3 separate regions of the Homo sapiens genome follow, and all the other regions are linked to region 2. A link is a contact called in ENCODE Hi-C or POLR2A ChIA-PET data. All regions are on one chromosome and are shown on one strand. Each heading gives the region's core, a stretch centred on a gene start or an enhancer-like site at or near the end of the contact. The rest is flanking DNA. Distances are from core to core; before and after follow the strand shown. Region 1 holds the start of ARV1 (ARV1 fatty acid homeostasis modulator). Region 2 holds the start of URB2 (URB2 ribosome biogenesis homolog). Region 3 holds the start of H2AC25 (H2A clustered histone 25).

Region 1 (2,735 bases), core at 217-2,716, 1.4 Mb after region 2:
GAAAACCACTGCCAAGTCTTAAAAGCAACCATCTCCCAGTGGGTTCGGTAGACCCCGGTCCTTCCCAAAGCAAGCCATAAGGGAACTCACATAGAGAAGGGGGAAAGAGAAAGGGAGGAGATTGATGGGTAAAAAGACCCACGACAGAACTTCAAAACAAAAAAATGTACACACGTATTTTGTCCCAGAGGCATCTGCTATGATTTATTAAACTGAAGCCAATAGCGCCCATTCTTAATGAATGAGCTGGCGTAGCTCCAATACACACACGGCACTGACACACAGGCTCAAGGCCTGCAGGGGCCTTTTTTCCCTCTGGGAGACACCTGACAGATCGCAGGTTGATCTTAAACAACTGGAAGCAAGATGTCAACGAGCAGATAAGATGGGCTTGCTCTTTTTTTCCATTCCAGGGATCCAATTTTTAGGAACTGTTGTATACGAGACATTAACCCGGGAGGTCAGGAAGCCTGATTTCCAGGCCTAAGATGTGCCAGGCGTCTCCCTCCGGGGGCGGGCTCCGCAAGCCGCCGGGCTGGTTGCTCGTCCGCCCGCCCCTCCCTCGCCCCTTCGGCATCCTCGGGAGGCCGGCGGCGGGAACAGGGCTGCCCCGGGCCACCTGCCATCTCCTCCGCCACCCTTCCAACAGTTGCTTCAGACTCAGGAGAGAGGCCGCCCTGGCCCCAGGAGCATGCTGTCAGCTCATTTCTCGACTCGCCGCCCTGCCCAAAGGCGGCTGCAGGAGGGCGCGCGGCGGCGTGGGTGGCAGCGGCGGGAAGCTGCCCGCCAGGACCCCTGGCCGAGCCGGCTCCCGCGGATCGCGCGCCGCAGCCGGAGGCGTGAGGCCCGGGCGACCCGTACCCCGGCCCGGGACCCCAGCCCCGCTGCCCCGCCGCCCCGGCCGACTCGGACGCCCGCCGCCGCCCACTCACCGCCGCACTCGGCAGAGTACTGGTCCCCCCAGTCCCCGGACTGCGGGCTGCAGCCGCCGCCGCCCGCCGGGGCCTCCTGCTGCTGCCGGTGCTGCAGCTCCTGCTTGAGCAGGGAGAGCGGCGAGTAGTGCTCGGTGGCCAGGGCGCCTGGCCGCAGCCCGGCGGACAGGACCCCCAGCAGCAGCAGCAGCAGGACACGCCGGGCGGCGCCCGCGGCGGCCACAGCGCCGCCCCAGAAGCAGCAGCAGCAGCAGCAGCCGGCAGGTGCCATCTTCCCTCAAGGCGCATGCGCGACAGCCCTTGCCCGGCTCTCAGGCCTCCCCGCCTCTAACCTACGGCGGGCAGGTGGACCGTGGCAAGGGGGCGGGACAAGGGGAGAAGCATTGTGTGCTGGGAATGGTAGTCCCAGCTCGGCCAGCCCGGGGCCGCCTTGCCGGTGCCGGGACTACGAATCCCAATAAGCCCGCGCGGCGCAAGTCTTCCGGTCTGGCGTCTGACGTCTTACCCTCCACAGAATCGGAAGTTCTGGACTGCAGTTGAGTGGAAATGGGCAACGGCGGGCGGAGCGGCCTGCAGCAGGGGAAGGGGAACGTGGATGGGGTGGCAGCGACTCCTACTGCTGCCTCGGCCTCCTGCCAGTACAGGTGCATCGAATGCAACCAGGAGGCCAAAGAGTTGTACCGAGACTATAACCACGGTGTGCTGAAGATAACCATCTGTGTGAGTTGTCAGGTGTGGGGTGCCCTTGAGAAGAAAATGGCGCGGCGGGATTTGGGGACCGCGAGGAGCAGGGTCCTCTGATACAGTCTTTAGTTCGGTAGTTGACATTCCCGCCCGGGATCTTTGCATGAATATCTGTACTGATAGAGAACTCAGCTACCCGACAGCGCTTTTCTCATACTGGGGCATATTTGGGTGATATGACCTAAGCCGGCGAACGGACCGGACCGACAGACAGAGGTAGATGTGGGCATTTTGCAGAGAAATTTAAAGATCAATTAGGTTGACATTTTGGTTCATGCCAAAGCTACTTCCTTCTAGCTCTTCTCCCTTTGACAGAGAGATGGTACCATCCTTACCCTCCACAACCCATGTTGAATTCACCTACGATGCTTTTTAAAGGTTTCATCAATTGTCGTTATTGGATGTCTACGGTGTACAAAGCACTATGCTAGACGTTGGTGGTACAAAACCCAAAAGTGAGGAAGTAAAAATTCTCATTTCAAGGTGTTCGTAGAATACCTTGAACTTTCTGATGATTTTCCATCTCAGAGTTAAGGCCCGAATCCCTGAACTGGCTTATAAGGCCCTATGGAGTCTCCTGCTACTCTTTCCCTTCTTTATTTTACGGCAGAGAGAATAATCTTATGTTTAAAGAGTCTACAAAGTTGGAGGTTCTTTGGGGGTATTAATTAGCAAAGAACCTGTCACAGAATAGACAGTACATTTTTGTCCCATTTCAGATCTTGTGATTTTCTAATCTCTTTAGTAAATTATGGTCTGTAGTAATATACAAGAGAATTGACAAACTGAGTGTATACCTGTATAATCTGCCAACCACATAACGTTCTGATGCATACAACCTCAATTTCCTGTTCCTCTCTCAAGTACTTTCCCTCTTTTGTCAAAATGTCAACCCTTGTTAAATCCAACATATTGCCTGGTCTTGTCCCTGTACCCATGCAGCAGTACGTTGCTGGGGAAAAACAAATTTGTGACGATTAACCTCATATAGGCCTTTCATGATTTCTGGCAATCTTATTTCGGTTTTTTTTTTCTTTCTTTCTTTCTTTTTGAGATAGA
Region 2 (2,838 bases), core at 156-2,655:
AACTGGGGCACAGCCTCCGTGTCCTCCCCTACATCCCCAACTCAGGTGTTGGCACACTTGAATCGCCTGATATAAGACACGCTCCGCACTTAATGTTCCTCTCAGCACAGCTCCCAACTGCTTGTTAGCAGGAGTCACCATTCCGAGATTCCAATCTGCAAGGTCAGTTTAGGTACAGTAATTTAAGACAGACACTGCATGGGACTGGCACTTACCTTCTGATCCCAGAACCACAAAGACTGCGAGATCCGCATTACAACGACTTTCACAACTGATGGGAGAACTGCATGTAGCGTTCCTGCACTCCACTTCCGCTAAGTCTAAAATGACACCACTGTTTCTAACCATCCACTCACTTCGGACCAACGCCTTATCGAATACATTTTCAAAAGCCTGGCAGCTTCGCGAGCTGGAGGTGGTGAACCCGTCCCACACCATGGGCGCACCAACCTTACCTTGCTGTCATGAGGCAACGAGCCCCGAGAGACACCCTTGCAGGTAAGCACTCTCCTGCAGCAGCTAGTCTAACTCTGGCTCCCCCGTGTCACACGCGGAGATCGACTCCACACCCACCCACGCACGATCACCATGTGCAAAGTTGAATCCCGACTTCGCCGCAAAGACATTTCCTTTTCCCCTACATGCAAAGGAGCTGTGGAGCCGTGCTCCCTGCTTGGCTGTCGGGCACTGGGATACCTTCCCCGCGGGCGCCCGCCACCTCCTCCCCGAGCCCGGCATCCAACCCGCAGGACCCACCCCTGCGCAGGAACGCGACGCCAGTCCAGGTGTAGCCGCCGACTGCAGGCCACGCCGCCGGCCGCAGCCCGGGACTCGGGAGGCCGAGGGCGGAGGCGCGGCCGTCGCGCCCGCGCAGAGCCGCCCGCCGCCCCCCAGCCCCGCCTCCCGCGCCCCACCCCCACCGCCCGCCGGCGGGAGCCAAGGCGCGCCCCGCCGAGGCCCCACCGCCCCGGCCCCCGCCCGCCCGCGCGCGCGCGCGCCTCGCGACCCTCCCGGCCCTCCCCGCCCGTGCTCCCGGCACTCACTGAACATCCCAGGCGGCTCCGGCTCCCCCCGCCGCCGCCGCCTCCGGGATCGGGTTGCTTCCGCCTCCGTCGTCTCTGCCGCAGGGTCTCACTCCGACGGCCGGCTCAGCTGGGCCCCCGCGCCCCGCGCCCCGCCGCCCCCGCCGCCGCTCTGGGCGGCCGCTCCATGACTGACTGACACGGAGCGGGCCGCGGGCTGGGCCGCTCGGGCCTCCAACGCGCAACCGTCTCCGCCAATGGGCGAGGCGCCTCGGCGCTCGGCTGGCGACGCCTGGCGTGCGTGCAGCCCCTCCCCGCTGCGCCGCCGGCGTCCGGCGGAAGGAGCGCGGGTACCGGTCCCACGTGGTGGGGACGCGGGACCCGTACAGCGGCCTCCGCCGCACCGGGACAGCAGCCGCCGCCGCTGCCGCCGTCCTCCCCTGTCTACCCGGAGCTGTCTCGAGCTGAGCCCCCTACCGGGCCGGATCCCGAGGTGAGTCCCCCACCTGCGGTCAGCCCCTGCGGGCAGCCAGGTCCCGAGGTGAGTCCCCCCACCCGGGGCTGGTCCAGAGGAGATCCCCCTACCTAAGGCCGGGCCCAGATGGGGGGCCCCCCAACCCTGCCCAGTTCCGGTGCCGCCAGCAGACTCTGGGCTGGAGCGGCTTCGGCACGCTCCATTCGCGAAGGCGAACTCCCTCCTGGCTCCTAGCTGCTCTCCCCTGGTTCTTGTTGCTTGGTCTCTTTCTGCTGGGCAGGGAGTGCTGGCAGGGCTGTGCTGTCCGCCCTGGACTTCGCATTGCCCGGTAAGGGCGGTTGGAGGCCCGGAGAGCCGAACTCTGGCGGAGCCGGGGAGAGCATCTCGGTTGTCTTTGTAGCCAGTTCAGCAAACACCTGTTATGCACTTTGTAGCTGTCGCGATGGCGGTTCTATGGTATTGAACTTAGAAAGTCAGGCATCGTTGAATTCGTTTTGGACATTTTGACAAAATAGGAAAACTGACAGCACTTGACGTTCTTGTTCTCTGCAGTAGAGTGAAGGATAACTTAATTTCTAAAATGAAAACGTCTTAACGTTCCTTTTTACTATAACTTTTAGGAAACTCAAAGCCAAGTTTACCCAGTTTAATAGTAACTGTAGGTGTTTGGTATGTTTGCTACCCCCGAGATTTCATGGTTTTTTGTTTTCTATTTTTAGTCTTTTCCTTGTGCAAGTATCTCTTGTAGAGTCTTTTTTGAAGTGTATGTGCGTTGTAAATTTATACACGACTGAATAAAAGTGTTAGTGGAAGGTTACTGTTGCAGCTGAAATAACTGTATTCCTTTGGGGTTTTCTTTTTCACTTGGAGACATATTACTTTCTCCGGATATTGCTTATGTATCTTTTCCTCTTTCAATTTGAAACCATGTATGAATGACTCTTTCCACAAGTAATGTAATCACTGATTTTGGCCTTGTTGAATTCCTGAACACTCACCTTTGTGGAAGTGATGTTTGATCATAGCTGGAATACATATAGTCCATCTTCTGTGTGTGCAGTCCATCTTTTGCTTGCTTTTGTCTGAATTTCCCCCAGAAAATTCTGGAGTCAAGCATCTTGTATGTAGATTTACCCCGACAAATCTGTTGATTCATTAAAAACTTTTAAAAGAATACATATTAGGTAAACAAGATACAGTACTGCAATACTGTTGGTTTTCTGGTGCCTGCTCAGTCTGACATTGTTATAGTATTTTTTTTCCCATTGTTTTTAAATTTTAGATAAAGCCTAGCCATGGCTGCTGTTTATTCTGGCATTTCCCTTAAGCTTAAAAGCAAGA
Region 3 (2,866 bases), core at 367-2,866, 1.2 Mb before region 2:
TAGGTGTCAATTAACTAAATACTAGCACTTTGGGGATTAAAGAAAAAATAAAAACAAAGTAGGAATTATCCATATTTTGAGAAATAGATTAATGAAAACTGTACAGATAACAACAGAAGAATAACACTTTCTGAGCTCTGATTTTGTGGCAAACATTTTTTAAGGGATTATCGTGGATTAAATCAATGAACCTCTCTCCTCCAGGATTTAGGGGCTATTAACACAGCCATTTCAGTTAATTTGCCTGGAGGTCTCCGACGCTCTTAAACCCTCCATTTTATAAGGAAAAATGTAGTTACAAACCGTTATTTTCCTAAAGTCCACATGTATCATCATTCATCTGGTTCTAACAATACTCATTTTAAATTTGCTTAACTCGCAAATTTAGTTTTCCTTTTCAAAAACAGTGTACAAATTATTTTGTTCTCCAATTTTAGCAATCAATTTAAGGGGATCTTTGATTAATGTTTGACCAACCCGAATTAAACAAACTAAATTCCTTTAAATAATTATCCTATTCCAAATTAAGTCTTCTTAAAAGGTTTATACCTTTCAGCATCTACTAATCTGGTTCCTTTTAAGTACTGAAACTTTCCTCATGACCTTTAGAATTCCCAGCCAAATAAATTAAATCTTAACACTGGTGGAGCTCACATTGTTAAAACTTAGCAATTTAAATAGAAATCCATAGACTTACTCTTCAGAATTAAAGTGCAAACTACTTAGAGATCATAAATACTTTTAATATCAGATAAATCATTAAGAAATTGCATTCTGTACTTGATGACCACACGGGAACCTTGCTAGAGTCAAGAGAACTTGTCACTAGTAATTATGAAGACACCTTTACGGTGAGCGTTATTAAAACCCTACTAGAGGTTTTGGGTGGGACTCAAGAGCAAGGGGTGGCCACCTGTGGACGAGGGTTCCCTGTTGTTAACAGAACACGTTGCCCACCTCGCAAGTATGCAGCCCAATCAGTCCCCAGGGTCTCGGTTCCCGTTGCGCCCTTCCCCATGGCCACTGCGCTCATTCATGAGCCTAGGGTGATCAGGCCTCCGGCCTATAAAGAACTGCAGGATCAGTGCGGCTCTTTTCTCGAGATAGTAGGTGGCTCTGAAAAGAGCCTTTATGTCCATCAAAGGGGCCCCGGGGGCGGCGGGCGGCCTCACTTGCCCTTGGCCTTGTGGTGGCTCTCCGTCTTCTTGGGCAGCAGTACGGCCTGGATGTTGGGCAGGACGCCACCCTGCGCGATGGTCACGCGGCCCAGCAGCTTGTTGAGCTCCTCGTCGTTGCGGATGGCCAGCTGCAGGTGGCGCGGGATGATGCGCGTCTTCTTGTTGTCGCGCGCCGCGTTGCCGGCAAGCTCCAGGATCTCGGCAGTCAAGTACTCGAGCACCGCGGCCAGATAGACCGGGGCGCCGGCGCCCACGCGCTCCGAATAGTTGCCCTTGCGGAGCAACCGGTGCACGCGGCCCACGGGGAACTGCAGCCCCGCGCGCGACGAGCGCGACTTAGCCTTGGCGCGCGCCTTGCCACCCTGCTTACCACGACCGGACATTTCCGAGTCAAGGAAAAAAGACAACGGCAACCGAAAAGCGAGACTAAAAACAAGAGGGCAGTGAAGGCCAGCGAGCCCTTATGTATGGTACAGAGGTAGGCTAGACCGCGGCGTTCGATTGGATGGCTATGGTAGCCAATCAGAAAAAGAACCTGGCACTCCTAATTTGCGTATTCCTTTCCCAGCGATGACGTAGAACAACGTTTGATCCAATCAGAAGTGAGCAAATCCTGAGCCTTCATTTGAATACAAAACGTACAAATAGAGTTACTCCGAGCGCCGCGCGTTTCTGTTTGGAGAGACTCAGCCATCATGCCAGACCCGTCCAAATCGGCTCCTGCGCCCAAGAAGGGTTCTAAAAAGGCTGTCACCAAGGCACAGAAGAAGGACGGCAAGAAGCGCAAGCGCGGCCGCAAGGAGAGCTATTCTATCTACGTGTACAAGGTGCTGAAGCAGGTGCACCCCGACACCGGCATCTCGTCCAAGGCCATGGGCATCATGAACTCCTTCGTCAATGACATCTTCGAGCGCATCGCCAGCGAGGCCTCCCGCCTGGCACACTACAACAAGCGCTCCACCATCACGTCCCGCGAAGTGCAGACGGCCGTTCGCCTGCTGCTGCCCGGCGAGCTGGCCAAGCACGCCGTGTCCGAGGGCACCAAGGCTGTCACCAAGTACACCAGCTCCAAGTGAGGCGTTCCTCGGCGTCCTGAACCCAAAGGCTCTTTTCAGAGCCACCCACACGATCAAGAAAGGGTTTCGAACACGGTGAAGGGTTATGTAACCTAATGTGTCTCCATGCACCCTAGCGGTTGCCGGGTGCGGCCGAATCTGAGCCGTGTGTGTGTGTGTGTGTGTGTGTGTGTGCGCGCGCGCGCCGGCACAGAACGAGAAAAACTGCTCGTTACAGAAATCGGGGTAGAAACTGCTCAGGTGATGTAGCTCAGTAATGTTGGGAGGCGATCAAGGACCCCCTCTCCATCCCCTCCCTCCGCGCAGAGCTATTAACTCACGACGAGATTTCTTTTTTTTTTCTTTCTTTCTTTTTTTTTTTTTTTTTTTCTAGAAGAAGTCTCGCTCTGTCTCTAGGCTGGCGTGCAGTGGCGCAATCTGGGCTCACTGCAACCTCCGCCTCCTGGGTTCAAGCGATTCTCCTGCCTCAGCCTTACGAGTAGCTGGGATTACAGGCACGCCCCACCACGCCTGGCTAATTTTTTGTATTTTTAGTAGAGACGGGGTTTCACCATGTTGGCCAGGATAGTCTCGATCTTCTGACCTGGTGATCCATCCGCCTCTGCCTCCCAA

Evidence for each region. A loop is a pair of places that touch in the nucleus more often than their neighbours do. ChIA-PET counts read pairs that join two places held with the same protein, here RNA polymerase II (POLR2A). Pooled maps may share reads with other maps.
Region 1: a loop to region 2 is called in a map of B cell, with 17 times the contacts of the local background. The contact joins the promoter of ARV1 here to the promoter of URB2 in region 2. A Hi-C loop is called at or near these places in 1 of 168 maps with a recorded cell type or tissue (B cell), 2 of 37 single-sample maps with no recorded cell type and 10 of 50 pooled maps.
Region 3: a map of naive thymus-derived CD4-positive, alpha-beta T cell shows a loop between it and region 2 (9-fold over the local background). The contact joins the promoter of H2AC25 here to the promoter of URB2 in region 2. A Hi-C loop is called at or near these places in 1 of 168 maps with a recorded cell type or tissue (naive thymus-derived CD4-positive, alpha-beta T cell) and 7 of 50 pooled maps. POLR2A ChIA-PET finds 5 or more read pairs at or near these places in 1 of 52 experiments (GM10248).

Annotation. Positions count from the first base shown.
Region 1 is chr1:230,977,628-230,980,362 of GRCh38, forward strand. ARV1 (ARV1 fatty acid homeostasis modulator) reads left to right here and starts at 1,467. Exons shown (of 6, transcript NM_022786.3): 1 at 1,467-1,652. The coding sequence starts at 1,479. It overlaps TTC13 (tetratricopeptide repeat domain 13), which reads right to left and starts at 1,234. Exons shown (of 23, transcript NM_024525.5): 1 at 933-1,234. The coding sequence starts at 1,203. RefSeq lists silencers at 549-838, 859-1,118 and an enhancer at 1,399-1,698.
Region 2 is chr1:229,624,842-229,627,679 of GRCh38, forward strand. It overlaps URB2 (URB2 ribosome biogenesis homolog), which reads left to right and starts at 1,406. Exons shown (of 10, transcript NM_014777.4): 1 at 1,406-1,515; 2 at 2,780-2,838. The coding sequence starts at 2,793. It overlaps TAF5L (TATA-box binding protein associated factor 5 like), which reads right to left and starts at 1,281. Exons shown (of 5, transcript NM_014409.4): 1 at 1,044-1,281. RefSeq lists enhancers at 190-239, 1,900-1,979 and silencers at 730-919, 1,010-1,709.
Region 3 is chr1:228,456,257-228,459,122 of GRCh38, forward strand. It overlaps H2AC25 (H2A clustered histone 25), which reads right to left and starts at 1,617. Exons shown (of 1, transcript NM_033445.3): 1 at 1,108-1,617. The coding sequence starts at 1,561. The coding sequence ends at 1,169. It overlaps H2BC26 (H2B clustered histone 26), which reads left to right and starts at 1,847. Exons shown (of 1, transcript NM_175055.3): 1 at 1,847-2,302. The coding sequence starts at 1,874. The coding sequence ends at 2,254. RefSeq lists enhancers at 1,740-2,326, 2,327-2,866.